Linked DNA regions of Homo sapiens: region 1 is linked to region 2. The links are chromatin loops, found by intact Hi-C in ENCODE. Cell type or tissue: endothelial cell of umbilical vein. All regions are shown on one strand. Each heading gives the region's core, and the rest is flanking DNA. Links, peaks and the distances in the headings are about the cores only.

Evidence for each region. A loop is a pair of places that touch in the nucleus more often than their neighbours do. Peaks named below come from ENCODE experiments on the same cell type or tissue, not always from the same donor. Only the 100,000 strongest peaks of a DNase experiment are listed, where the experiment ranks them.
Region 1: it touches region 2 in a loop (2.7-fold over the local background); 6 of 110 quality-filtered maps call a loop at or near these places.

What each region holds. Positions count from the first base shown.
Region 1 is chr14:100,808,766-100,823,494 of GRCh38, forward strand. MIR2392 (microRNA 2392) reads left to right here and starts at 5,726; the gene lies at 5,726-5,809. RefSeq lists enhancers at 439-1,007, 6,396-6,896. In endothelial cell of umbilical vein, for the core only: no CTCF peak of the experiment used is centred there; a DNase peak (open chromatin) is centred at 7,306; H3K27ac peaks cover 383 bases.
Region 2 is chr14:100,701,801-100,716,529 of GRCh38, forward strand. LOC105370669 (a long non-coding RNA gene) reads left to right here and starts at 7,267. Exons shown (of 2, transcript XR_944211.1): 1 at 7,267-7,337; 2 at 7,754-7,951. RefSeq lists enhancers at 12,004-12,515, 12,516-13,027, 14,606-14,729. In endothelial cell of umbilical vein, for the core only: a CTCF peak has its summit at 8,107 (motif pointing right); a DNase peak (open chromatin) is centred at 9,941.

The DNA of each region.
Region 1 (14,729 bases), core at 3,157-11,156, 110 kb after region 2:
ATCACAGGCGTGAGCCAGCACATCTGGCTCAGGCTGTGGTTTGTGCCCTCAGTTTACCATGAATTGCCAGGCATTCATTCATCTCTGATCCTTGGAGTGGTGTGTGGCTGTTCCCTGATCTAGGGGACTGGTGTCACCAGAACGGCTTTCCTCACCCACACCAAACTGTCCAGGGTTCGCTCTGTGCTTCTCCTACCTGGGATGAGAGAACTAGAACAGCAACAACCACCCTTCCCTGGGATGACTTTGGTAAATTTCACCCTTTGAGCAGCTCTGTAAAGCCTGCTGGGGATGTTCCTTTAAGAAGAGGAATACTAAAAAGCCCACCGAATTTCAGATGAGGCTTCCCACTCCTCTTACTGTTTTGCAAATGTCTTTCTCTGCCTGAAGCCTCCGCTTTGGGGCTAGCAAAGCGCCCTCCTGGCCCCCTCCGCCCTGAGGGAGACTTGCTGTCCTCTCTTCTTTTCATCTCTGGGGGCCAAGGAATTGAATTTTGGGGTATTTGAGGAGATTTGGCATCTGCAGCTTCATGCCAAGATGCTAACTACTCCTTGGACAAGAGAGCACATAGTCCTACCACTGAACTGGGTTTGCCAGTAGCCCGCGGTTCGCCATTTGCCCGCGGTTCTCTGATACACTTTAATTTGCTACAAAGGATCTGAGCTGCCCTGACCTGCTAGGCTTCCTGGCCCTTCCCTGCACCATCATTCCCTGTGATTCACCACACTTCACCCTGGTTTGCAACTTAATGCGTCTCTGAGATTCTCAGATCCGCAGGTTATCATTGCGGGGTATCTGTGTGAAATAATGCCAACCACTAATCCCAGGTAACTTTTTGCACCCTTTCGAGTATTTGCTGAAATTCTGCAGTAGGAATTGCCCCAGACCTTCATCCTGGCTTAGGGAAACCGTTCTGAGGGTCCCAAAGACCCAGTTCTCCCGTCGAAAACCCACCTGTGACCCCAGTTCTTTTCCTTGATGGTTTTTGCAACCCTGACCTGCTCAGTGAGTGAGAGGTGCCAGCCAGTCTGGTGTTCTGTAAAACTGGAGAACGGAAGACCCATTTCCTAGCATTGTTGTACTGAATAAATGGAATGAATTTCATGGTATAGTTACTGAAAACACTACGAATTGTATAAGCATTTTGGTACCCATTCCCCTTCAGAACCACAAAATCCCTGATCTGCAGCTGGGGCTTGGGCGACCACACTACACTAGCTTTTCTTCATGTGTGGGGTGGACAGGTGAACCAGGTGAACTCTGCTCGGGTAGCTCCTTAATGTCTTGTGTCCACTCTGAGGTCATCCCATGTGGGATAAGGCAGGATAAGAAAAGCAACAACCATCCTCCCTGCCACCCCAAGATGAACTCTGTAAATTCTGTTCCTTACAGCCTGCCTAGGGACACCCTGTTTTTTTTTTTTTTAATGGAGTCTCACTCTGTTGCCCAGGCTGCAGTGCAGTGGCACGATCTCGGCTCACTGCAAGCTCCACCTCCTGGGTTCATGCCATTCTCCTGCCTCAGCCTCCCGAGTAGCTGGGACTACAGGCACCATGCCTGGATAATTTTTTGTATTTTTAGTAGGGACGGGGTTTCACCGTGTTAGCCAGGATGGTCTCGATCTCCTGACCTCGTGATCCGCCCACCTCGGCCTCCCAAAGTGCTGGGATTACAGGCGTGAGCCACCGCACCTTGGCCTGAACACCCTGTTTTTTAAGAAGAGTAAGATAGGGTAGAGTTTAAAAGACTAAATAAAGAAAAAAAAAGAAAAGAAAGAAGGAAAAAACCAACTTGAACACTCTTGAACATCAGGGATGGGGCTACCCCCACCTGGCGCTGCTTGTTATGTAAATGACTCTCACCCGAGGAGGCCGGCAGATGCACCTGGCAGCTGGCTTGATCTTCCCTGAGAATGAAACCTGCTTTAGGTCTGAGTCTGAGTTATTGAATTTTGGGGTCTCTGAGGAGATTGACACCTTTAGCTTCACCCCAAGACTGCTAGCTCCTCCGCGTCCCCAAGTAGAGGGTGGGCAGCTGGGCATCTTGGGAACTGGGGCATTGTTTACACCCCAGGCTGGAATTGCTAAGAGTTTGTGGATCTGTGAGAAATGACTTCGCTCACTGGGCTGGGCCTTGCCAGTTGCCTGTGGTTCACCAGTTGCCCGCGGCTCACCAGTTGCCCGCGACTCACCAGGTGCCTGCGGCTCACCAGTTGCCTGTGGCTCACCAGCTGCCCGTGGCTCACCAGCTGCCCGTGGCTTACAGTTGCCCGAGGCTCACAGTTGCCCATGGCTTGCTAATTGCCAGCGATTTGCCAATTGCGAGTGGTTCGCCAGTTGCCCGCGGTCCGCTAAACCCGTAATCCTGTGGTACTGTAACTGGCCACAATGGACTCGCCCTTTAGGCTTCCCGGCCCTCTTTTGCCCAAATGCAGTTCTCAGCAGTGCAGTTCACTGTGATTCACCACAATTCGCCATGGTTTGTGATTTCATGGGTCTTGGTGATTCTCAGACCACAGGTTATCTACGGTCCTCAGGCAACTTCCTGCTTGCCCATTTGGAGGAAAGCTGCTGCCAAATTGCTCCAGGCTTGTGTCCTGCACCTCCCCCATCCGAAACTCTACATTTCAAGAGAAATGGAATCTTGATGCTTAGGCAACCCTCCCCCAATGCTCTTGGTTACAATGAATTAGCCAGAACTCAGCCCAAGGAATCCCTGCTGGAGGCCAATGGTGGGGGATGGTGGAGACAGAAGTGGGAAGGGCGGCACCTCCCATGCCCAGGTCCGCTTCTGCGCTCTCTGAGCTGTTTGAGCAGAGGTGGTGGAGACTGGGGGTCCTATCATTGAGGACTAGGTGGGTGTGGTACTTCTGCAGGCGCAACCCTGAGCTATCATAAACTGCAGCCCCAGCCTCATTCTCATTCCAACACACAAGAGCGCGCCATGGCCACACGCACACTCACACGTATAACGCACATGCACACTTTTGTCTGGAGCAGCTCCATCGCCATGAGATACATATTGATTGTTTCCTGGATCAAAAGGTGCAGGGGCTCAAGCTGTGTGTTGTCTGAGGAGGAGAATGAGTTATTCCTGTTCCCCGCCACTGGACAGAACTGTGGATCTTGCTTTTCCAAAGGGGAGAGCAGCAAGGCTGTCAGGAGACAGAAGAGGCTGGGAAGACCCGAGCTCACTGGGCAGAGGACCCCTTGGTTCTGTGGCCCCTGAAGCAACTGTCTCAGTGGGATGAGGTTTTTGGGACAGTGGTGTCTCTCTCGGGGAGAAGTCATAGCTTGAAGAATTCTCCTCCGCCCTTGACTTGCCCTACCTTCCCTGAGCTCTTTGTCATCTTGTTTGTGTCAAAAAGGGTGGATCTTGTCCTCTGTTTGAAGCAAGAAAAGGAAGTATCTGAGTGGTTAGCCCTGAGGGAGCCTTTTCCTTTTGACCTTTGACATTTGATCTGTTGCCAGTGATGGCAGGAGAGAGATGACGCTACAGGACCCGGCATGGCAGGGCCCCGGTGCTGGGCCTACTTGTCCTCTTAATGTCTCCTTCTCAAGCTGGTCACTTCCCTTGGGGCAGTGGAAGGAGGAGAATGACCTGGATGGCCAGATTGGCACTATCTCAGTGCTCCCATACAGAGCTGGGGCAAGTCTCTGGGCCTCTGTAAACCTCTCTTGAGGCATCTGTAAAAGTGGAGGATGGAAGCTCTGTTGGGGAGGATTTGGTAGTAAAAATAAATTTTAAGAGGAGTCCCGAACTAGTAGCACAGGGAACCCTAAAGAGCCCTGCTCTCCACTGGATGGAGAGCTGGCTCTTCCCAGGTCCCAGGAGGCAACACCGACTTTGCTGAGTCCCAAGCCTATCATGGGCTTTCCCACCCAGCCTGGGGCAAGGAGTGGAATACGCTTAGCCCAGGCAATGGATGGAAGCAAACTCCCCCAAGGAAGGTGGTATTAGTCTCCCTGGCCATTCCCAGTTGGAGTTGATTTGTTCCTTTAAGAAGGGGAAGGATTCTCGAGCACTGGAGTTTTCAGGTCCCCTCCCAGTCTTGAAAGTTTGCAAATGACTCTGTTTTGCGGGAGGGCTGAGGCTGAAGTCCTGTCCATCTCTATCCTCTGACTCTGAGGACTGAAGACTGGGCTTTAGGATCTCTGGGTCTTGAGGAGGCTTGGCACCTGCAGAATCCACTCCAAGACTGCCTGAAGCCTCTCGAGCACTTCTTGCCAGCCACATGTACTCTTTGAGCAAATGAAAAGGGGACTTGGGGATGTAAACTTTCAAGACTGGGAGGGGACCTGAAAACTCCAGTGCTCGAGAATCCTTCCCCTTCTTAAAGGAACAAATCAACTCCAACTGGGAATGGCCAGGGAGACTAATACCACCTTCCTTGGGGGAGTTTGCTTCCATCCACTGCCTGGGCTAAGCGTATTCCACTTCTTGCCCCAGGCTGGGTGGGAAAGCCCATGATAGGCTTGGGACTCAGCAAAGTCGGTGTTGCCTCCTGGGACCTGGGAAGAGTCAGCTCTCCATCCAGTGGAGAGCAGGGCTCTTTAGGGTTCCCCGTGCTACTAGTTCGGGACTCCTCTTAAAATTTATTTTTACCACCTATCAGTGATTTCAAGCCAGCGGTGGGCCACGGCCGGTGCACCGGGGCCTGCCAGTCTGCTCTCCTGTGGCTCAGCAGGATTCACTATTGCTGCCCCGTGGCCCCGAGGTCCCATGGTTGGTAGTGCACAGGCACCCTGTGGCCCTCACTGTGGGGTTGATGTTGATGATCTTTGTGCTGTGATTTGCGGTGTCCCACCATGATTCCTGTGGCAGTGGGTCTGGAATGGCATGCTCCCCCTGGGTGTTTGATGAAGAGTTTGAATGGAAGCTGCCACAAGACTTTCTCCCGAGTTAGGGAAACTGAGAGGCTGCAAGACCCAGCTCCTCTGCGGAGAGTCACCTCGAACTGTGATTTCTGCATTGAGCCGTGTACACCAGAGAGCGGCTAGGATACGGTGATGCCCCTAACCTGGGACAAGTGTGTGTGTGTGTTTTGGGGGGGGCTTATGAGCCTTCTCACAACTGAAGGGAGAATGCTAACTTTCCAATCGGGAGGTTGTGCGCAGATGACACCCCAGCTTCCTTTGGGGTTCTCTGTTATCCGTGTGGCCAAGAACTCAGTTCAACATCCTGAACTTTCCAGTGTCCCTGCCCTCCCAGCAGGCAAAGGGGATGGAAGGATTGTGAATCCAGTTCAGCAGGGTGATGCCTCCTGGCGCAGATGCCAGGCCTGCTTCTTGCTGGGTAGATCTGTGCCTCAGTTTCCTCATCTGTAAAGCGGGCATGGTCAAGGACCTACCTCTTGGGTGAAGATTAAATGAGCTATTAATAAGGATAAAAAGCTCTTCAAACCCTGCCTGGCACATACTAAGTGCATGCTAAATGCTGTACTCAGTTTGCAGACTGATAACGCTGTGCCGGATGTCCTTGTCGCTCTGTGTCTCTTTGCGCTGTGCAAGTATTTCTGCAGGGACAATTTCTAGGAGTGAATGTCTGGGCTGAGACTCGTGTGCATTGAAATGCTGGGTACATATTGCCAGAATGCCAACCGAGAAGTCACACCTAGTTAGACTGCAGACATAGTGTAAAGTTGATGAGAGAAGCTTCGTGGGATGGGGTGGCCTTCTAATGGTATCTTAAGGAACTAACAGTAGTCCCGCAGGAATATTTTGATATGGTCCCTCCCAATCCAGCCATTCCTCAGACCAGGTGGCTCCCGAGCCACCCCAGGCTGTAGGATGGGGGTGAGAGGTGCTAGATAGTCACAAAACTGAACTAGCCTGAGCGGGGTGAGGGCCTAAAGCAAACACAGCCTCAGCACACGGTCATGCTGGGGGGATTTGAATCTTGGTGTAGAGTGGCAGAGATGGGGAGTTTCCACTTTATTTAAAGGGAACGTGAGTTCAAGTGTGAAAATCTTGACCTAAGGGAACACAGCTCGGCTTCTGTGCTCTGTTCAGCATAAACTTTTACTTGGGGGCTTGCTGGCCAGGCTGATCTCAGATCTCTGGCCCAGGGATCCCTGACCCAGCCTGCCAGGAATGTGGGCTGTGGGGATGAGGCCATCTCGACTTGGCACAAAGGGCTCCTAGAAGTCATTCAAACCCCGTTTCTGCCGTGCATTGCCTTCCCCTGGATTTGGGACCTAGGTACGGCATAGACTTCACTATGCAAATGAGTGATGATTTCCGCCGAGTGCCCAACCCCCTTCCCCAGAGGTCTAAGCTGTAAAGCAGAGGGTGGCCCAGGAGGTGCCCCAGAAGGGTTGTAGGCTAAGCTGCTTCCTTCCTACCTTCTGGTCAAACGCATACCCTCCCATGGTTCTTGTGCCTTCAGGCTCCCAATTCACAGAATACACAAGGACTTGGGATGAAGCCGGAGTGACCGTGGGCTGCCCTGCGTCTCCCAGGTTTCTGGAGCTGTGTGGCTAGGGGCTCCTTGGAGCCAAAATAGTTTCTCATTGGGGTGTCTGACCCATAGGCCTAGGACCCCCATTTCTCCTGGCCCAATCACTCACCAGGGAGGACATGGCACACGCAGAGTCAGCATGGCTGCCAGGTTCCAGGCCCTTGTTACATCTTTGCCTTGTTCATTTGGGGTTGCTTATTTCAAGCCTTTCCCTCCAGGAAGTACTACCTTATGTTCTAAACAAGCCCCATGATGCTACATGTATAATTTGAGATGCTATGATTGGGATGTGGGAGATGGAGCTAGCGCCTGCCTTCTTACCCCTTCCAGGTCCACATTTCTGTGGCCCTGGGATGGGCAGGAGGGAGCCTTCCCATTCCAGGTGGACGTGCTCTTCCCCTTTGGTCAGGATGGCAGGCCTGCGGAAACCCCTGCCAGAGAAGCGGTTACCGAAACGGGAGTTGGAGAGGTCTCACCAGGGAGCGCTGGAGACCTTAGCCCGTTCACCTTCTCCCCTCATCTTCCTCCCTCTACCTCCTGCCCCTACACTCACCCTAGCCTCCTGCCCAGCCTGGTGGGAGAGGTCAGCTTATATAAGGTCCCCTGGCCACTTCCTGACCTCCTCAGGGGGGATCTTCAGCCTAGGTCCACTCAGATTTCTCCAAATTAGGGCCCCGGTATGGGCTGTGGAAACCAGCCCTAAGTCTGGGCCTGAGTCATGCCTGCTGTTCAGGGCTTACGGGAGGGCCCTTTGTGTAACTCCAAAGCAGGGGACCGGGATTGCACACTCAAGCCTTTCAGGAACAGCTGAGGCTGGGCAACCAGACAGTTTTGCTTGGATCTCTGGGGTGGCCACGTGGCCATACATTCAATGCTCTGAGATGCCTGTGCCCTAAGCTAGGCAGGAAGTGACTTACAGCTGAAAACAGGATTTGAATGACTTCTGCTCCGGGGAGGCCCCTCAGTATAAACAGTGAGAATTTCTGGGAAATGTACATAAGGCCAGACTCTCGGGAGGGGATATGGGCCCAGATTCCTGATGCTCCCACCGAAGTGAGAGGTGCCAGCTCTTCCTGGGCATCCCAAACCTCCACGGGCTCTCTCTTGTGGTTAAATGACAGCGTCTTACTTCTCATTTCATCTTCCCAGGGAGAGCGTTCACTCACTCTCAGGGCCTGGGCTGAGCAAGCTAGCCATCTAACATCTAAGCAGAGGCATGCAGAGTGCAGCCTGAACACAGTAGGTGTGCAGCTCAGCTCCCTTGTTGGCTCTGAGCTCAGTGAGGCAGGGAGCTTGACCCATCACTTGTCATTTTATCCCTAGCCATTGGCATGTAAAATAATGCCAGCCCTAGGCACCCAGGAAGTACTTCCTGAATGGAATGAATGAATGGATAAGTAAGACAATCTGGAATTGTCTTTTAAAGTTGCCAGAACTCAGGCTAAAGGTGCAAATGCTCTGCTGGTGTATTTTGAAGCAGCCTCTTCTGAGTGTGCCTGGCCTGGCCTCCCTGCCTATGTTCCCTGTGCTCCCTACTCCAGAGTTCCACCTCCCCAGCCCTGGACCTTGACCCTCAACATCCCTATTTAGTTGGGTAACGTGTGAGGCTTTTAGAAAATAGTCTGTCGCCAGGAGTGGTGGCTCATGCCTGTAACCTCAGCACTTTGGGAGGTTGAGGTAGGAGGATCTCTTGAATCTGAGAGTTCCAGACCAGCCTGGGCAACATAGAGAGACTCTGTCTCTTAAAAAACAAACGAACAAACAAAAAAACTTGATGTAGTGGGAAGCGCCTGTAGTCCCAGCTACTTGGGGTGCCGAGGCAGGAAGATTGCTTGAGCCCAGGAGTTTGAGGCTGCAATGAACCATGATTGCACCACTGTACTCCAGCCTGGGCAACAAAGTGAGATCTCGTCCCAAAAAAAGATAAATAAAAAGAAAATAGTCTGTTTTAGTCTGTATTCAGAGCAAGCCTGTGGCATGAATATCAACTTTCCTGTTTTTGCAGGGGGGAAACCGAGGCCTGGCAGGGCGAAGTGGGCAGGACCCTTCTCAAAGGGCCAGGGTGCTAGTGGCCACTGTCCTTCCCCCACCACCTCCACGCCCCCATCCCCCCACAGTTCACGACTGCAAAGGCAGCTTTAGGTTGGGAGCTGGTGGAGCAAAAAGGCCGTTCAAAGGCAGCCTTCGTTTGCTTTTCCTTATCATCACATGTGCAAGGGCAGCTCCGTTTACCTAGAGGCAGGCGTCTTTGAGCTCATCCTTTCCGCAAACACCTAAAGGGTATGTTGAACATTTGAGCCCCTGTCTCAGAGGGCGCAGCGTTTGCACAACATAAGCCCTGGCGGCTCGGTAGACGGGTATGGGGGGTAGACTCAGGTTTCTGGATGAAGCACTGAGAGCCAAGGTGACCTGCGGTGTTCCGGGATGACCTTTGGTGACCTTCGGTCCTGTCCAGTGACCTGGGGTGGTGAAGTTACCCCAAATGGGAGGAAATGAACTCTGGGTGGGCGAAGGCTGCAGGACGTGTTGGCATGATGGCTGTAGAAAGTGCACACCAGGGCTGGTGTGGAGGGCGCCTCGGCTGCTCTGAGAATCTTCCACTACCCCGGCCTGGGATTCCCAGGAAAGGCTGGTGGTGGAGGCCAGAGAGGCTCACAGCCCTTGTCAGCCAGGCCTGGAGCCGTTCCTGCAAACAGGAGCCCGATGTAAAGGTTCTGAGCTCTGCATTCTTGTGGAGTGGGTGGCACTGTGAGGCCTGCTCTCCTTGGGGCAGCGGGGGCTCTCTGCAGGAGGAGGGAGGATGCCATTTGGGTTACTGAGCACCTACTGTCTCATTTAACCTTCTCAACACCCGGGGGTGGGGGGGTGGGGGTAGGTACTATTATCCCTATTTTACAGGTGGAGAAATTGAGGAGAGGTGAAAGGATCCCAGCCAAAGTCAAGTGGTGGTATCAGAATTCAAGCCAGGCTGTCTGAGTTGGGAGCCTGTGTTCTCACCCACCTTGCCTCATGGCCTCCTCACTGCCAAATGTCCCATGCCAGGCTGCAGAGTCCCCACCCCAACCAGGAACAAGAGAGCCACAGGAAAGACGGCAGGGGCAGGCCAAGTGTCATGGGAATATTTTTATCTGGAATATTTGTTTTCCCACTGAGCTTGTAAATGACATCTCAGATCCCACACTCTGAGACAGGAAGTCCTAAGTAGGAAGAGAGCACCCTACCCAGCCCTTGTTGGCCACAAGGAGGGAGGGCAAGGGGCCAGGTGGCTGTGTTAGGGTGGCCAGCCTAGGCTGCTGATGGCCAGTGAGGCTCAGCCAAAAGGCTGGGAGTGGGGATGCTTGTTTCTCTTTTCCCTCTGACCGATTATGGGGACTGGCAGAGCCCATCCCCAAAACCACAGAGGGGCGCAGCTGTTTTGGAAGGCATTTCAGAGGAAGCATTCAAGTCTGTCCCAGACTGTCCCACATCTGTGGGAAGGGAAGGGCAGCAGGGCACCCATGGCACAGGCCTTTGCTCATGGACCTAGCTGATATATTGGATTAACTATTTAAATTTAAATTTTTTTTTTTTGAGATGGAGTTTCACTCTTGTTGCCCAGGCTGGAGTGCAATGGCACGATCTCGGCTTACTGCAACCTCCGCCTCCCAGGTTCAAGCGATTCTCCTGCCTCAGCCTCCAGAGTAGCTGGGATTACAGGCATGTGCCACCATGCCTGGCTAATTTTGTATTTTTATTAGAGACGGGGTTTCTCCATGTTGGTCAGGCTGGTTTGGAACTCCTGACCTGAGGTGATCCGCCTGCTTTGGCCTCCTAAAGTGCTGGGATTACAGACGTGAGCCACCGTGCCCGGCCAAACTTTATTTATTTATTTGTTTGTTTATTTATTTATTTATTTATTTATTTATTTATTTATTTATTTTTGAGATGAAGTCTCGCTCTGCCACCCAGGCTGGAGTGCAGTGGCACCATCTCGGTTCACTGCAACCTCTGCCTCCTGGGTTCAAGTGATTCTCCTGCCTCAGCCTCCCGATTAGCTGGGACTACAGTCACCTGCCACCATGCCTGGCTAATTTTCGTATTTTTAGTAGAGACGGGGTTTCACTACATTGACCAAGCTGGTCTCGAACTCCTAATCTCAAGTGATCTGCCCGCGTCAGCCTCCCAAAGTGCTGGGATTACAGGCATGAGCCACTGTGCCCAGCCAGGTTAACTTTTACGAAATTACAAAATAAAATTTTTCTTCTTACAAAATAAATGCAAACTACATGGAAGACAAGAAGGTCTCTTCATCCTCACTCCATGTCATATGGCTAGGGCCTGCCATAAGTACAGCACACATTTTTCCCCAATTTAATCTTCTCAACTGAAGAAGGTATTTTGTCCCCATTGTACAGATCATGACAATGAGGTTCAGAGAGGTTAAGCAACCAACCCAAGACCACACAGGTAGCAAGTGGACTAGCACCTGCAGTCTGATGTTGGGGCCCAAACCTTCAATCACCAGGCAAGACTGCCGGTCACCCTGCAAGCTGCACTCAATGGTTTGAAAGAAAGGCTGCAATCAGCATTTGTGACATTGTGTTTATGGGGTGGTCAGCCATCCCGCCAGGTGCACAACGTGTGGCTCGGTAGACTCTGGGCAGCACAGGCCACTGCATGGAGTGGCACTCACCCTGCACTGCCATGTGCTGCCCTCTGTTTGATTCTCATCTCCTTTCAGCGTCAGACAGCGGTGGCAGGCAGCGGTGGCAGGCAGCGGTGGCAGGCAGCGGTAGTAGACTGATGCGGTAGGCAGTGGTGGCAGGCAGCGGTGATAGGCAGCGGTGGCATTGGTGGCAGGCAGTGGTAGGCAGCAGTGGTGGCAGCAGTGGAGGGCAGCAGTGGCAGGCAGCGGTGGCAGGCAGCGGTGGCAGCAGTGGTGGCAGGCAGCGGTGATAGGCAGCGGTGGCAGTGGTGGCAGGCAGTGGTAGGCAGCGGTGGCAGGCAGCAGTGGAGGGCAGCGGTGGTAGGCAGTGGTGCCAGGCAGCGGTGGAAGGCAGCAGTGGTAGGCAGTGGTGGTAGGCAGCGGTGCCAGGCAGCAGTGGTAGGCAGCGGTGGCAGGCAGTGGTGGTAGGCAGCAGTGGCAGTGGTGGCAGCAGTGGCAGTGGTGGCAGCAGTGGTGGTAGGCAGTGGTGGTAGGCAGCGGTGGCAGGCAGCGGTGGCAGTGGTGGTAGACTGCCGTGGTAGGTGGAACTCATCATCCTATCTCCCAGGGATTGTCACTTTCCCCCGAGCCCTCATGAGCTTCTGAGCAGCTCTACGAAGCAAGAGTCACATGGATTTGGGCTTTTTGAAGAAAGTTCAAGGAGATTCCTACCTTTGCTGGTACCCTCCTCTGGGCGTGGGCTGCGACATGGACATCAGCAAACTTAAGCTCAACGAGGGAAGATTGTGTGCCCTCTGGAACCTCTGACCGCTGCCTCTATGTGCACGGGCCCCTAATCACAGTGCGTCTCCTACGCACCCTTGGCTCCCCCAGGAGCTGGTGGCTTCTGGGTTAGCTCTGAGACAGAGGTATCACCAGGCTTGGCTCAGGGAGGCCAACTGTGTGCTCTGGAACCATCCAGACCCTCAATGTTTAAATTGAAAGTGTGCCCAGCCTCGGCCCCCTTCCCTTTGACATTAAGACTTAAGAAGTTTCTAGTCCTTGTTGAAACCTAGTACAAATGCCTCCTCTAGGAGCCTCTTGGGTGGGGTGGGAGTTTTTCAACTGTCAGCAATCTTTTAGTTAAAAAAAAAGAAAAAAAGAGCAAACTTTCCAGTCCTGTTCTACCTGGAACACAGTTTCTCCTCTGGGGCCCCTCCCCAGGCCTCTGCAGTTCTCTGTCAACACAGCAAAAGCCACCCCCTCCCTAGCCGCAGGCAGTTGAATGGAGCAGTTCTTTGCTCCACCGAAGGAAATATTTCCATGGAGTGGGGCCAAGAAAACCCCTTGCTTGAATCTGGGGCTGGCCCACACCCAAAGCCAGGGGGCCCCGGGTGGGGGTGGGGTGGGCAATGTGGCTGTCTTTTCCTAGTGTCAGGATGTGACTTCTAAAATCCAACCCATGGCAGTGGTCTGCTTCACCAAGACCCCGTTCTTGGCCTGCTTGGTCTTCTCGGAAATGGATTTCTCTAGGTCCCCCCAGTAGGAATGAAATCATTGAAGTGCACTTTTTTTGCTTTTACCAGCTTGGAATTTGTTCACCTCTGTGGCAGGTTCAGGAGAGTCCTTCCAAAGATTGGGCGCAGCTAGGTGACTGCCACTGGCACCCACCTCTGTGCCCACCCCACAGCTATCACTCATGCATGAATGCCTCTGTCCAGGAATGGGGACTTATGCTATGCAGGACATGAATCCTGGGTCTCTTGATTTTTATTTACTTAACAGGAAAAGATTTTTAAATTGAGGTCAATAAAGAAGAGGCTAAAATGGTCACTTTTCTTGTACCGTTACATTAAAACGAATTTTTTTTTTTAACAGTTGGGGTCTTATTATGTCACCCAGGCTGGCCTTGAACTCCTAGGCTCAAGTGATCCTCCCCGCTTCAGCCTTCTGAGTAGCTACGACTATAGGCATGTGCCACTGTGCCTGGCTTTGGACTGCAGCATTAAAACACACAAACACACACACACTATAAGAGGAATACATGCCAGTAAAGGAATTCATAAAAGTAGAAAGGAAGAAGAAAATTCACTCAGAATCTATCCATCCAGCACAACTAATGGTACCATTTGGGGGCATTACCCTCCAGCTCTTTTTCATTGGCACTAGTTATTATAAAAAGTAGTCCCAAAGAGCAATGTCCCCTGCCTGTCCACATACCACGCTCCTCCAGAGGCTGATGAGGAAAAGGGCAACTCTGTGGTTGAACATTTACTCTTGGGTTACTGTTAGTCAACGGGGAATGGCTGGAAGTCTAGCTAACTCAAATATACAGATGCGCTGCCTTGAAACCCAGCAGTCTACCTGGAATTAAACTTCATCCTTGGCCGTCTGTGAAAGGCGTTGAACTTTATTTGTCTTTTAGTATCTACAATTTGGCAAACTCTTCCATGCAAGGTTGGGGCTGTGCCCAGAACTCTGGTTTTAAGGGGAGCAGAGTGTTCCCGGCACTGGGAGCTGGGGTCGGTGTGTTTTCTAGAAGAGCTGCTGTCAATTTCAAGATCCCAGAAGATAGGCCTGGTGTGTTTGATCATTTCCTCCAAATCCTTGACTACTTGATGTCAAGCCTCACCTCTTATGGGAGGCAGACATTGTATTTGACAATGACAGGCTTCCCCTTGTCCCACGAGAAGGAAAAACTCAGCCCCATGGAAGACCGCCCATGCGCTCAACTGCTTCTCTGACTTGAGCTGAGGTCTATGGCAGAATGGGAGGGGGTTCAGTGATGTTCAGAGGCTTGAAGGGCCAGAGGCTGGCACTAGAGCTGGGGATTGGGACTGCAGTGGCAGCTTATATAGGAAGAAGTCAAAGCAGCCTCCCTATCCCGGCAGCCCCCTGGGGGGAGTGCAGAAGAGGAACTCAAGAGATCTCTGGTGCATGCTAAATTTCAAGGGTACGGGGAAAACTGGGACGTCGGCTTAGAGGGGTAGGCACTTGGGGTTTGCTGTTTGTAAAAGTTCAGAGTATGCTTTTTGAGAAGAGAGTATATTTGCCCATGCCTGGGAGATGGGTATAGGAGGACCTTGTCTTCATTTCCTGGCTGGCTCTTAGGAGGTTTGTCCCCTTGCCCATAAGTATGTACATGTGGATAGGAGGCTGCTCACATGGCTTTTGAGGGTTCTCAAGTATGAATTAAAAAAAGAAGAAAAATGTGTGCTTTGAGTTAGATCTGAGAAAAAAAAAAAAAAGGCAGCAAGCTAAGCCATGCGTCTGGGACACTGGCTCGCCTCCAGGATTTCAGGAGAGTTGGGTTTCAGCATGCACAGAGAGAAAGTGCTCCATTTCTCAAACCTGGATTTCCTTGTCTGTTTTCCCCTATAGATACAAATCTGAGCCCTTGAATGGCCTTTTTGAGGGAGGAAGGCATGTATAGCATTGCTCAGATTGAGAAATAGTTCAGATCCAAATATTACTATAGGTTTGGCTCCTTCAAGAATTTCTTCCATTGCTTTGGACCAATAAATATTTAAAAAGTTAGGTTCTGAGCTCCAGAAAAGCCAACAAAAACATTTAAACATATGGATTTTTTTTTTAAATTGTGGTTAAACCATGTTCAGTGGAGATTAGTTTGCAGCAGTCTTTTCTT
Region 2 (14,729 bases), core at 3,991-11,990:
AACAGGGCTGGCCTTGGCGGTCCTATGCAGGCCATTCGCTGTGGCTGGCACTGTGGAGGTGCATTTTGGGGAGGGGGTGTAATGAGGACAGACAGGTACTGAGCCACAGAGCTCACAGTCTACTGGGCAGGGGTCATCAGAGGCCCCCAAAAGAACATTGCGCACCTCTTGCCCCTGGAGTCCGGCCACAGGATGCCAGCTAGTGCAGGAATAAGACTTTTTCTTTCCCCCTTAGAAAGTATTTTGTTTCTTCACCAAGACACAGAGAAGGAGCTGCTCCTGGTATTTCTGAAGCACGAATGCTTTGCTTTTAGTCATCTGGGGTCCTTCTCCTGGGGCAGGGCTTCTGACCTTGGCCTTTGGGGCCGGAGGATTCTTTGTGGGGGCCTGTCCTGTGCATCGTGGGGTGTTCAGCAGCAACTCTGGTCTCTATCCACTGGGCTCCAGCGACCCTTTCTCAATTCCGATTGAAACAACCAGAAATGCCCCCAGGCATTGCTAAATGTCCCCTGGAGGGGGACAAAAATCACCTCGATTGAGCACCAGTTTCCTGGGAACATCTACCTTCATGCTTTGGACACAGGAAGATACAGCAGAAAAGGGTAAACAAAGAAGTTAATTCTTTCTTTTTTTTTGGTGATTTAAAAAATTGTAAACTTTATATAACATAAAATTGATGATTGTAACCATTTTATAGTGGCACTAAGTACACTGACATTGTTGTAAAACCACCATTATCTATTTCCAGAATGTTTTCATCATCCTAAACAGCAACTCTGTGCCCATTAAACAACAGCTCCCTCATCTCCCCTCTCTCCAGCCCCTGGCAACTACCACTTCTACTTTCTGTCTACGAGTTTGACTACTCTGGGAACCTCGTATACTCATACGGTATTTGTCCTTTTGTGTCTGGCTGATGTCACTGAGCATAAGATCTCCGAGGTTCATCCATTTGCAGCATGTGTCAGAATGTCCTTCCTTTTCCAGGCTGAGTAATACTTCACTGTGTGCACACACCACATTTTGTTAACCCATTCATCCATCGATGGACATTTGGGTGGTTTCCACCTTTTGGTTTTCATGAATTATGCTGCATTGAATGTCTACGTTGTGAAAGGTGTACAAGTATCCACTGGAGACCCTGCTTCCCGTTCTTCTGACTGCATACTCAGCAGCGGAATTGCTGGATCATATAGCAATTTGGTGTTTAACTTTTTGAGGAGCCTCCATACTGTTTAGAAGTTAATTCTTGATGGTTTAGTTTCAAAATAGGCTTGTGAGCTCCTGTGCTGAGGTGGAAGGAGTGCTATGGGTGGGTGAGGAGGGCACGGGTACCCTGGGTCTCTGAGATAACACCAAGAGCCTGTTGCCCCCAGCAGCTGCCTGCTGTGCTAGCCCAATGCCGGGAAGAGGAGTGTAGGGAGTGAGGACAGGGGACCAAGAGTCAGCTCTTGCCACCCCCAGGACGGTCCTTAGAGGAGCTGAGTTGTAGAAAAACAAAGTCATGTATCCGGCACCTGAGGCTCTGCTCGAGACTGGTCCTGTTTGCTGGGCCCCAGCACTCCTCACCATGGAGTGTGACCACGGTAGTTTTAGCCTGGAAATATCAGCAGGATGGGAGTGGCCCAGCACCTACACGGACCATAAAATTATTTCCATAAAGCAGCCACAGAACACCTCTCTGGGAACACCACGAGGGCCTGTGAGCCCTCCAAGATCAACACAGCCCCCCGCACCCGCCAAGGCCCCAAACAAGGAGGGCTGCTGTTGAGGCCAGACGGGGCAGCCGTTCGGAGCTGTGCGTGTCTACCTGGAACAAGGCCTGCAGTCTCAGCCTGTCCATCTGCAGCCTTGTCTCCTGGGGCTGGTCAGTAGCAGGACCAGGTGTCGGGGAGGGGTTGATAAAGGCCGTCTGTCTGTCTGTTTCGGCCCGTGTTGACCATGGCTGGACTTCAGTAGTGCCCGAATAAGGGATCTGGTCTCGAATACTCTTGAGTCTCCCTCAAGGGTGGGGCCTGCACAGTCTATGCTCCTTCCCAGAACCCTCCTTGCCTGCGTCTCTCGACAGCTGGGCACAGAAGGCAGTACGCTGCCCAGTTTATGGATGAGGAGTCTGGGCTTAGAGGCCAAGACTGAGGCAGCAGTACCCGTGATCTGAATCCTGGATCTCCAGACCCAGCCCAGCTCCCGGCCCTCCCCAGCTCGGTTCCTGAACTCGGGGAACCTGTTTGCTTACTTCTGGGTTGATTTCTATCAGTGTCACCACTGCACAAAGAGGACAGGGCAGACCAGGATGGAGGAACAGGCGACTAAGGCTGTGGAGGGGTGGATGCCAGCTCCTGAAGACCACAGGCCACCTGACCTCTTAGGCGGGTGGGTGTGTGGTGAGAATCGGCTGTCTTTCTCCTGGCAGCATGACTTGAAAGGGAGATGTCGATGCAGGAATAACTCCCCTGCAGCTGTGGGTTTTAGTCTGGGCTCCCCACTGGACTAGCCTGCGTACCCTTGGGCAAAGTCCTTAACCCCTCTGAGCCTTTTGCCTTTGGACAAATGGGGACGAGTCTATAAGGTGGAGTGGTTGTGAGATAAAATATGGTAATACAGGTACAGTCCACAGCACAGTGCCTGGCGCAAGGTTCAGGTGTGCAATAAATGTTCACTGCTGCTGGTGGAGGTGGCAGCCACTGTCAACATCGAGGGTGTGAGTCTGGTGCTGGGTTGACAAAGGGCGGAAAGGATTCTGTGTGGCTCACCAAGAGGAGAAGTAGGACCCTCAACAGTTTTCCAGAGCCAGACCTCACCAGAGAGAAGGGACAGGATGTGGAGTGGGCACTGTGAATCCCAGTGGGGGCCCTGACATTGCGGCTCCTGTCCCATGTGGGTGCCCCCTCCAGTCACCCTCTTCTGATGGCATCTGGTGGGTATTGAGCCACCTGAGCTGGTCCAAGGGACAATGGGAGCAGGAGTGGCGAGCACATGTCCACCCTGGAGCCCAGATGTGAGACAGGTGGAGGGCAGGTGGTGCCAACTAGAGGCAGAGCCAGTCTTGGTCCAAGTGAGTGAATCCAACCCACGTGAGCACTGACCCGGCTGAGGAGCTAAAAATTCCAAAGTGGACTGGAGATGCAGAGGGCTGGCTGGGTGTGGTGATGGAGGTACTTGGTCTGGATGGATTTCAGGGGTCCGGGCCAATGTCCGTGGCAGGGCTTTCCTCACCACAGGGTGAAGCCACACGGTTGGGTCGAGTCTGTTTAAAAAGGCGAGGTGGGGACCTCAGGGAGCTGGAGGTACATAACAGTTTCCTGCCAGTCCCTGGCTCTCAGATGCCCACACAGTTCCTGGCACCTATACCAGGGTAGGGAAGGAGGAGGTTTTGAAATAGCATTCGCAGGGCTGATTGGGGTGTGGCTACCCTGGCCTTCTGGAATGCCCCCAGCTACTACAGAGTCTCTGGGAAACAGACTCAGTGACAGAATCTCTTTCTTCTTATACAAAATGGACCAGCTTGGACAACAAAGAGAGACCCCATCTCTACAAAAAACGAAAACCTTAGTGGGCGTGGTGGTGCTTGCCTGTGGTCCCAGCTCCTCCAGAGCCTGAGGCTTGGGGGTCACTCAAGCCCAGGAAGTTGAGGCTGCAGTGAGCCTTCGTCATGCCACTGCACTCCAGCCTAGGTGACAGAGCGAGACTGTTTTAAAACAAAGCCAAACCAAACAAAATGGGGACCAAGAGAGGACCTGGCACATGGCGGGCACCCAGTCCGAGCCGGATCCCTCCCTCCTTCCTGGGAAGTGAGGACAACCCACTGCTATGCCCGCTAATAGAGGGTTACGGGCATCGACTAGTGCAGAGGCTTTATTAGCGGTCAAGTGCTATTAATAAATAAATCCCTAAATCATTTTATAAGCTACAAGTGCTTGAAGAAAAATAAAGCGGGAATGGGGATAGGGATACAGGGATGGGCTGGCGGGAGGGGAGGGCAGTAGAAGACCTCGCTGAGAAGGTGAATTTGACCAAGACCTGAAGGAGGTGAAGGAGTGAGCCCCGGGCCACTGGAGAGGACTGAGCAGGCTGTGCACCGGGCTCGGGGCTGCAGCAAGGGGGCCAGAGGACTGAGCAGGCTGTGCACCGGGCTCGGGGCTGCAGCAAGGGGGCCAGAGGACTGAGCAGGCTGTGCACTGGGCTCGGGGCTGCAGCAAGGGGGCCAGAGGACTGAGCAGGCTGTACACCGGGCTCGGGGCTGCAGCAAGGGGGCCAGAGGACTGAGCAGGCTGTGCACCGGGCTCGGGCCAGCAGCAAGGGGGCTAGAGGACTGAGCAGGCTGTGCACCGGGCTCGGGGCTGCAGCAAGGGGGCCAGTGTGGCTACTAGGGAGGCACCAGAGAGTGAGCGACGAGAGAAGGGGCGTCAGGCAACAGCCAGGGGCTCGGGGGCAAGATAAGGAAGAGGGAGGCTCCATGGCAAAGGCCCCATGGTGAGGCGTGAGGTGGCCTGGCTTGGAAAGGCTTGCCCTGCACAGGAGAAGCAGGGCGGCCAGCTGCGAGATGGTCGCCACGATCCAGGCTAGAGCAGCTGTGGGCCTCGAGGGTGGTGGCATGGAGAGACAAAGTGGTGGGATTCCAAACACGTTTTGAAGATAAAATCAGCAAGTCCTGCGGGAGAAGGAGAGTGCTCCGGAGGCCTCCAGGGTTTCTGGCCTGAGCCACGGATGCACTGAGGGGGATGCTCTCCTCCTGGGCCTGTGAAGGTGATGGGGCTTGGGGGAGCAGGGTGTGGAGACACAGTGTCAGTAGGGACCGGGGCCCAGGTGACCTCCAGCTTTGGGGGCAACAGCAGCTCTCACGGCTGCAGTCGGCGTGTCCCCCCACCTCCAAACCACGAGGCACTGTCAGGCTTGGGGAAGGAGAGCTGCTTCCGGGCCAGAAGTAAAAGAGGGCAGGGTCGACTTTCGGGCACACAGAGGGCGGCTGGGTCCCGGGGAGCACTTAAGAAATGTTGGCGAATGAAGCTTGAGACAGTTTCCTGTCTCCATAGATGCGTGTGTGCACACACTGATACACACACGGACACACACTCTCTCACACCCTCACACACTGACACACACTCACACCCTCACACACACGCACTCTCACACCCTCACACACTCACTGACACACACACCGACACACCTACACTCTCACACCCTCACACACTCACTGACACACACACTGACACACCTACACTCTCACACCCTCACACACTGACACACACATTCACACCCTCACACACACAATGACACACACCCTCATACAGTCAGTCACTGTCACACATAACCTCAGACACAGTCACTGACACACACACTCACACCCTCATGTACACACTCGCACAATGACATACACTCACACTCATACACACAGTCACTGACACACGCACACTCTCATACACACACTGACACACTGACACACTGACACACACCCTCATACACACTCACTGACACACACACACAGACACTGACTCTTATACACTCACATCTGGATCATAAATATACCCATATTCATGAGTTTATTGGCAACTTGTGTTTTTCTCTTTATACTTGTCTCTAAGTTTTCTAAAATAAATACATATTACTTATGTTTAACAAACAAAATCCCTTTTTTCTGTTGTAAGATTTCTATTATCTTAGAAACAGAGATTCTACTTTTAAAAAACTGTTGAAGGGCCAGGTGCAGTGGCTCACGCCTGTAGTCCCAGCACTTTGGGAGGCCGAGGCGGGCGGATCACAAGGTCAGGAGATCGAGACCATCCTGGCTAACACAGTGAAACCCAGTCTCTACTAAAAATACAAAAAATTAGCCAGGCGTGGTGGTGGGCGCCTGTAGTCCTAGCTACTCAGGAGGCTGAGGCAGGAGGATGGTATGAACCCGGGAGGCGGAGCTTGCAGTGAGCCGAGATTGTGCCGCTGCACTCTAGCATGGGCGACACAGCGAGACGCCGTCTCAAAAAAAAACTGTTGAAAAGCGATTAACCTGAAATAAGGGAAAATCGTTAGACAACAATGACACCATGACAGACCTGCTTCTCCTAATCAAAAGTAAAATTTTAAATCCTAAATATCCCAAGTAAAAGATTAGCAGCCAGCTGTGGTACCAACCACTCCACGAACTGTTATGCAGCCATTTATACTTTGTCTCTTCTGAATTTAGATAAACATAGGGAATGTCTCCTGTATAAGAACCAACAAGAAACAAGATCACAGAGACAGCATGATCTCTGGCATGTAAAACAAAACTGAAGGGAAATGAACAGAAAAAAGACTGGAAGGAAATACCTCCATGTCAATGTTTCCTATGCAGAGGAACGATGGATGATTTATTATTTGGATTTTTCAGCCTCCCCTACATTTTCTTTAAATAACATCTATTGTTTTCAGAAAGAAAAACAACTCCATTTACCTTTCATTTTTAAAAATTCTACCCGGCCTTAAAATCCCACTTGAAAGACCAGCAGCTTGGCGGGGTGTCTTCACCCCCTGCTCAGGGGCACCCCTTAGCCAGCAGGCGTTGCTCACCGCCCTCAAGGGGCTTTGGGTTCAGATGGGCAGCCAGGGGAAGCGAATGCGATACCACCCTGGGCTTCCTCTGACGGCCATGGACCTGCTGGGCATAGACAGGAGGTGGGAGGGGCAGAGTTGGCCTCACCTGGCCCTCCAGGTGAGGGCTGGCGTCAGTTACCGGCCAAGGCCTCTGGGTGGCTCCTGCTGCCCTTGGCTGGGACACCACCCCTCTCCTGCCCCACACCCTCCCTGCTCCTTCTCAAATGTCCGCCTTCCTGGCAGCTGAGGGCCAGCGAGCAACTGGGCCAGGAGGGCCTGGAAACGCCTCTTCTCCTCATTCTACTCAAGATGGCTCTGGGGACAGAAAAGGACCCCTCTGTGCCCCAAATGTTGGGAACAAGGGCAGTGCTGGTAATAGGCTCACATTTGCACAAGGCGGGTCAAAGTTCCGGGCCGTGTGTCACCTGGGGGCTGGGCCAAAGGGGGCGCATCTTGCTGTGACATGGTGAAGGTGGGCAGGGTAGACCCGACGCTGAGGTAGGGGAGCGGGGCAGCGGGCTCCTCCTTCCTCACGTCCTATACTGTGCGGCGGCCCCTGACTTGGCCCCCTCTCCCTGGCTCTGTACTCCCAAACGTCACGTTGCGCCCCTCCCGTGCGCCCTCCAGCCAGGGTGGCCCGGCCTTGGCCGTTATGACGCCAGGGGAGCCGTTTGGCCGGCTCGGCCTCGGGTGATGGGAAGTTTCACTGCCCGGCCCTGTGGCCTGCGTTCTGTCTAACGCAGCTGTCTGTGCAGCTCCCGGGAGGGGTGAGAACAGCCAGCCACCTGGCTGAACTTGCTGGGAACCGACGTCAGGAGCAGGAGCTAGGCTGCAGTGGGCCTCACGGGGGCCTGGACGGGGAGAGCGGCTCCGTGGGCTCTGGGGCCTTCCCTCTCCACGCAATTGCGATCCCAGTGATGGGTGGGACAGAGATCCCCGTTGTCCCTGTCACCGCTCCCGCCTCCACTTGCCGGGCCTGAGGACAATTGAGGGGCTCTGCGAGCCCTGGGCGCCCCCCCAGCCCAACCCTCCTCCCTGGGGCCCCGCCGGCCCCCAGGCCTCCCCTGGCCTGGCCTTCCTTGCTGAGGGGGCGGGCCAGCGGGAGGAAGTCATCCGCTGTATTGTCGTCTTAATGCCTGTGCGATGAGGTGTGAAATTCTATGTTCCCAAAATTTGTTATCAGCCTCGCTCCTGTCCTCCGGAGCGGGCTGTGCGGAGGCAGCCGGGAGAACAGTCGGCTCCGAGGACAAGAGTGATGGGAGCGCCCCGGCCCCGCGGAATCCATCATTCCGGAGGGAACCTTCGGCAGGCTTCATTAGGCTCGAAACGATCATGAATATCCTCCCCTCACCTGTTCTCATTAATAATGGCTCCCCTCTTATCTTTTTTTTGCCACACGTATCATTCTTTTAAGAAACATACACAACCCAGGGAGAAAGCCCGGCGCCTGCCCGGGAGCCCAGCCGCAGCCTCTGCGTCCCGCCCCTCCTCCCCAACGCGCGCCGGCAGGGGGCGCGGCGGGCTCGCCACGGAGAGCGGGAGCTGGGGCCGCGCAGGGCGGGAGTCCTGCCCCTGGGTGGGGGGGACATGGGGCTGGGACTGCGGGCCGGGTAGACCACCAGGTGGGGAAAGTCAAGCCTTCTGGAACCTTCCAGCCCCGCGAAGCCTCCCCGATCCCCTCTGGCTGTGCTTTCCCCTGAGACAAATGCTGGCCTTCTCTAACCGTTTGCCTGTTTCGGTTCGTTTTATAATTTATTTTATTTTATTTTAATTAATTAATTTATTTATTTTTGAGATGGAGTCTCTCTCTTTCACCCAGGTTGGAGTGCAGTGGTGCAATCTTAACTCACTGCAACCTCCGCCTCCCGGGTTCAAGCGATTCTCCTGCCTCAATATCCCAAGTAGCTGGGATTACAGGTGCCGGCCACCATGTGTGGATAATTTTTGGGTTTTTAGTAGAGACGGGGTTTCCTCATGTTGGCCAGGCTGGTCTCAAACTCCTGACCTCAGGGGATCCACCTGCCTCGGCCTCCCAAAGTGCTGGGATTACATGCGTGAACCGCTGCGCCCCCGCCAGTTTCTTTTTATGTTAAAAGTGGTTTCAATTATAAAATAGATGGCCCTCTCTTTTGAAGTGCAAAGCAGGTAGTCCTCCCGTTGGGGTTCCCCAGCCACTCCCAAAGCCCAGCGCCAGTCAGTTTCTCCTGTGATCCCCGGAAGCGTCTAGGCATGTGCAAACAGATCAATAGGAAAGGGGATCTTGTATATATTCTTTTTCACTTTACATACATGAGTTCGTTTTACACACACTGTTCTGCAACTCCTTTTTGTTAACCTCACGATGTAGGAGATATTCCAAGCGTAATTTTCCCTGTTTTATACAAGAGCCTAGGGGAGTGAGGCTTTGGGGAGCTTCTCCTCCTGGCTTCTCCTCATGGCTTTCTTCCTCCTGCCCCTCCTCCACGTCCCCAGCCCCCCATTTCTGCCTTCCTTGCTGCTCCACTTGGCCTAGCCATGACCTCTGTGTGGTCGTCACTGTCTTGTGTTCTTGCTTCTGTCGTGGCCGCCAGAGTGACCGCACTGCAGCTTTTTAAAGCTCTGACCTTGTCTTTCGTCTTCTCAGAGCCTGTCTGAGGCTCCCCAAAGACATTGCCCAGCGGCCTGGCATTCAGGACCCCAGCTGGGCAGCCCTGCCGACCTTCGGCCTCCTCAGGGACAGCTGCTCCCCTCACTCTGCCGGGCCTTGGACTCGTCTCCCAGAATAGCCAGGCACACTGGCGCCCTAACCTTCCCTGGCTCAAGCTTGTCCTACTGCCGGGAAGGCCTCCCCCTCCCCTGCATTTGGCAAACTCATGTGTACCCTTCAAGGCCCATCCCCAAGGTCACCTCCACTGGGAAGCCTTCCAAGGGCTCTCAGGCCCTGCCTGGTTCGCCTTAGCACTCCTGCAGCTCGGCTGGAAGGAGAGGCCCCCTGGGACCTGCCTGGGCTCTGTCCGGCTCTGGGCAGCTGTGCTTGGACCTGGGGCTTTTGGTCAGATGTGCTGTCCCGTCCTTCCTCCTGTGCCTGCTAGCTTCCACCGGGCACTTACTAGGGCCTGGTGGACCTAGGAAGCTGGTCCTATATAATTCCCATGCTACAGGCACCACTCCGAAGCTCAGAGAGGCGTAGGCAGTGTGCCCTGGGCCCACAGGCCATCTGTCCGTCTGCTCTTCCACATTAGCCTCCTTTCACTAAATCCCAGCTTCCTCCAGCAGCAAGAAGCCTGCTCGCTCCCCAGGGGCAGTACTGAAGGAAGGCATGCCTGCCTGAAATCTGTCCTCAAGGTCCCAGGCCGGCTGGGGCCCCAGGGAGAAGTCTCGGGTTTGGTAATCGTGTTCCGGCCTTGAGCTGCCGCTCTTCCTGTGAGCGTGCCAAGGGGCCTCTGCCTTCCTGAGGAGAAAGAGGTGGCCTGGACCTCTCGGTACCCAGACGGCCCTGGAGGACAGGCTTGTGTTTTGACAAGTGACAGGGCTGAGGAAGCTCCTTGGGTAGAGGGAACAATAGGAACTGAGGCCTCGAGGCCTAGAGGGGAGTGGGAAATTGGGAAGTGATCAGCCCCAGAGGCAGGAGGGCTCTGAGACTGAGAGAGCACATGGAGAGGGGACGGAGGTCCTCACTGCAGGACGCTTGGCTTGGGCAGACAGGGAGTGGGCATATGTGACCCAGGTGTTAGAACTGGGTTGTGGGAGGGGAGCAGGCACCAGGATCCAGGCCGCCTTTAGGTTTGTGATAATCACCTCCAGAGCCAGAGGGGGAAACCGAGGCCTGGGCGGGAGGGAGGTGCAGTGATGTCCCCAGCAGTGGGCCGGAGCATCTGGGTGTCCCACAGGCCTGCTCCCCGCTGGCCCATGGGTTCCCGGTGGGCTGTCCCCAGACTTCGTCCCCTGCCTCAGGGCCACAGAGGCAATGTGCCGGTAGGCAACAGCATCTGGGCCCTCCAGGGCCCTCGTGTCACTTGTTCCGCAGTCGTGGTCTCCAGACTTGCTAATTAGTTGGTAACTACACACCCCGAAAAATGTGCCTGTCTCGATGACACGGTCCGCCCTCCAGCACTCCCTGTTGCCTCTTTCCCGGCAAAGCTGGGGGAAGAAAAAACCAGCGGCCTCCCTTTTCTGGAGGAAGAGTCACCTGCAGGTGTTTTTACAAAGTCGGGGCCAGAGACCATAGGAATAAATGCCATGATTCATGTTTGCAAACCCCTCCTGCCAGCTTCTGTCTTGACAAGCCAGGAGGGCTGGGGAGGAGGCAGGCAGAGGTGGAACCTGGGAATGCCGCCAAGGGCTTGCTTCGAGGCAGTGTTCCCTATCACAGGTAGAACCGTGCAGGCCTCAGGACAATTGGGTGGAGGGGGAGGGGCTCCGGATAGCCACAGGTGGTCCAACTGGCCACTCATCGCCTGGCCACCCCCAAGTAGGTGGTCTGGGTCCCCAGGGCCACCCAGCAGGGAGGCACCTCCACCCTTGAGAGAGGCTTGATGACCTTAAAGGCCAGCGGGAACGTTCTTAATTCTTGTAATAACCACGACTGGGACAAATGGTGATAACCGAGGTGTCGCTGCTCTGCTCCCAGGCTCTCCTTCCAGCCCCAGCTCACCACGGCCATGCCAGAGCTCTGAGGGGGTTCTTCTCAGGGCAAGAGTCCTTAACCCCATCTTACAAATGTGCTCACCGCAGTCGGGAGAAGTTCAAGACACCCCTTCAATCAAAGGCACCAGCCAGGTGGCGTGGGCAGGACTGGGTACTGGGTTTCCCACCGCTGACTTGGACTGAGGCTTGGCATGGGGGTCGGTGGGACAGGGAGTAGGTATTTTTAGGGTTGGGGGATCTCTGAGGTCACATGTAAAGGATAATCATCTCCTCTGGTTTCTGGCAAAACCCAACCCTGTCCAAGGAGGTCTGCCCACCTCCCCTCCTGTGTGTGTGTGTGTGTGTGTGTGTGTGTGTGTGTGGAGTCTCTCTGATATTTATTAAGCATCTACTGCTTGCCCTGTGGAATACTCTGCAGCTCCTCCCCCACAGACTCCTGCTGAGGAGAGGAGCACTCATCCTCGGGAGCACCCAGCCGCCTCCAGGGACCCTCCCAGGGCAGAGGCAGGAGGAACAGTGCAGGTCCAGGAGGGGCTGGATGGAGCCTGGGGGGTTGCGGAGAAGTGAGGGCAGAAGGCAGGCCTGGGGCATGATTTTCTCACGACCTTCTCCCGGATGAGGAGCCGATGGAGAGGTTCATGCTGGGGCTCCGAAGGGGGACCAAGATCATGGAGTAAAGACAGCACTGATGGGGAGACGGAGGGAGATGCAGAGGGAGAGCCTGCTGACCCCTCCCAGGGCCCCGGATGAATGGCCGCAGTGCCCTCGGTACAGGAGCAGGAGAGAGAGAAAGTGGAGCTGGGCATGTGGAAGCAGGAGAGAGAGGACGGAGCAAGGGACAGGTGGAGATCCAGGCTGAGCAGCTGTCCCTGGGGGTGGGCAGGAAAGGACCCTGGCCTGCTCCCAGGCACCACAAGGAGCACAGTGCTGCACATCTGTGAGGGGGACTTCCTGGAGGAGGTGGCAGGGTCTGGGATGGGGCCAGGCTCCGGGGAGGTGCGTGTGGGGTCCCTGCTGCAGCTCCTCCATGCTGCATCATGGATTCCCTCGTTTCCAGGTCTGGATGCGTTGCTGCGCTTGGCTTGCAGCGTGGAGCCTGCTAGTGACCCCCGGGGGAAGGGCCCTCCCTCGGGATGGAGCCGGCTTCCCTCTGCAACCACAGAGTGGTGTTTTAATTAGTCAAGTCTTCAAATCATTGTTTACTGCTCTCCACTCATGAAGGGTTTATTAAAAGCTGGGCCAAGTTAAAAATACTGGCAACAGGGACATGCAGGCCATCGGAGCCGCCGAAACAGGCGCCCTGAACCACGAGGAAGCCGTGGTGGCTCCTCCCCAGGGAATCCCTGCCCACGTCCTGTCGGTGGCCCAGCTGGCAGACAACCCGTCAGCCATGTGGAGGGAGACAGGGTGGCCCCTTGCAGCTGTGCCAGCACTGCTCAGCCTGTGCCGAGCACCAGCGCGTGACCAGGTCTCACACCCCTGGGTATTGAAAAGGCCTGGCAGGGTGGAGGTGGGGCCCCTCCTCACTCCACTCCACCCCTCCAGGAGCTTCCAGTCCCTGGGAAGCGTGTGTGGTTAGCCACACCCAATCACCCAGCCACCAGCCTCAGAAGCCCTTGGGGCCTGACAGCAGCAAGGATCGTGGTGGACGGCTCTGCCTGGCAGGGGTGTTCAGGGAAGCCCTCCAGGAGGAGGTGGCACTCGGCATGGGGTGGGCTCGCCATTGGTGGACAGGGGAGATGGCATTTCAGGTGAGTCACAGAAAGGTCGCCTAGGCCTTGGAGGCAGGGAGGTGCCGTCCTTGTCCTTCATGCTACCGTTGTGAGGAGGGTGGTGGAGTCGGGGAGCCCTGTGGGAGGAGCCTTCGGTACCCTGCCTGGAAATGCGCCCTGCAGACCTGCTGTGCCCGGATCTCCAAGAAGACTCTAGAGTCAACAGGTCCATAGGGAAGGGTGGGCCACAGAGCCCACAGCCACCAGCTGCCACTGCCTTTCTCAGAAGGAGCCAGGGGGAGGGCTGCTGTGACTCTTGTGGGGGCCCTCAATGTTTGAACAGTGGCAAAAACTGAACTGCGACAAGCATTAGGGCTTCCAAAGATCAGCTATCATGCACAGCTCTGGGTAAGAGTCCTTTGCTGGGCCTCAGTTTACCCATATGTACAACAATGAGAGAGACAGCTTTCCTACAGCACCACTTCCATCCATCCATCATATACTGACTCAACAAACACTCCCTGGACCCTTACTGCATGGCTGGGGCACAGAGGGGAACCCGACATAAGCTGGGGCCTTCGGAGTCTTCCTTCCACCCTGCACAGCGCAGAGTGTCTCCCTGGCCACTAAGGGCAGAGCCTGATGAATTTGGGGTTCTGAGGAGTAAATAAAATCAATGTGAAATCACTTTGAAAGTTTAAAGGCACAATTAAGGCCTGTGCTCCTCCTGTGAGGACAGTGGTGTCGTCCTACGGCCTGGGCTGCTCAGAGCCTTTCTCTTTGCTGACGTGCAGGAAGGGGAAGCAGAGTCACAGAGCACCTGCTGTGTCCCAGACGGCTGCAGGCCACCTCACCCACACGGGCGCAGCTAACTCAATTTTATGCATACAGATTAGTGGAGGTGTCGGTTCAAATCCTCGTCTCCCTAGCAGACCAGGAACCACAGAGGATGGAGACTGTGTTCTCCTCATTCAATTAATCAATTATGCTCTCGCTCAGCATCTGCAGCCTCTCAGGCTGTAAACACCCTAGAGTTGCTCCTATATTTAAATGAAGACACACGCACATGCTCACACTCACACACTCACACTCATACACACTGTCACACACACTCATATACACAGACACACTCACCCATATACACACAATCATACACACACACACACACACACACTCTCTCTCTCTCTCTCTCTCACTTTTGCATCCTGAAGCCCTTTGCTAGTGAACGACCCCTCTCCCTGTTGCCTCCAACCCAGGCCCCCTGCTCACTCCCTGGCCTGTCACTCTGCCTGTGACTCCTCCTCCCACTTGCCCTGGGGACATCCCGCTAAGGCCCCAGTGACTAATCTCAATCTTTATCTTAACTGATGTCCCTGTGGGCATTTTGGACCCATGGCCACTCCCTCACTCTTTCTTTCTTGGAGTCTGGGATTCCTCTCTGTTTCTATAAAGACAAGAGTTTTCAGAGTGTTTATGGGCATTGAGGAAGGAGCCAGTGCAGTGACGGGCTGGAAATGCAGGACCAAGAGAGGACAATGGGGCAGTTGACCGAGAGGAGATCCCCCAACCTCTGCACCCACCTGTCTCTGGGCAGCTTCTTCTGTCTCCCTTGTGCATTCTTCTTCTGTTTGCTTTGTGCATTCTTCTTTCCCAGTCCCATTGCCGTTGCATTGCAGGGTTTCATTCCCTCAGTCTCTCGACTCACCATCTTCCTGGTCACCCTTCCATCACCACCATCGTGGTCTCACCCTAAATCATGGTCTTCTGACTGCAGACTGTCCCCCAGTCTTTCTCCCACCTGGTCCAGGGCTACCCCACCCA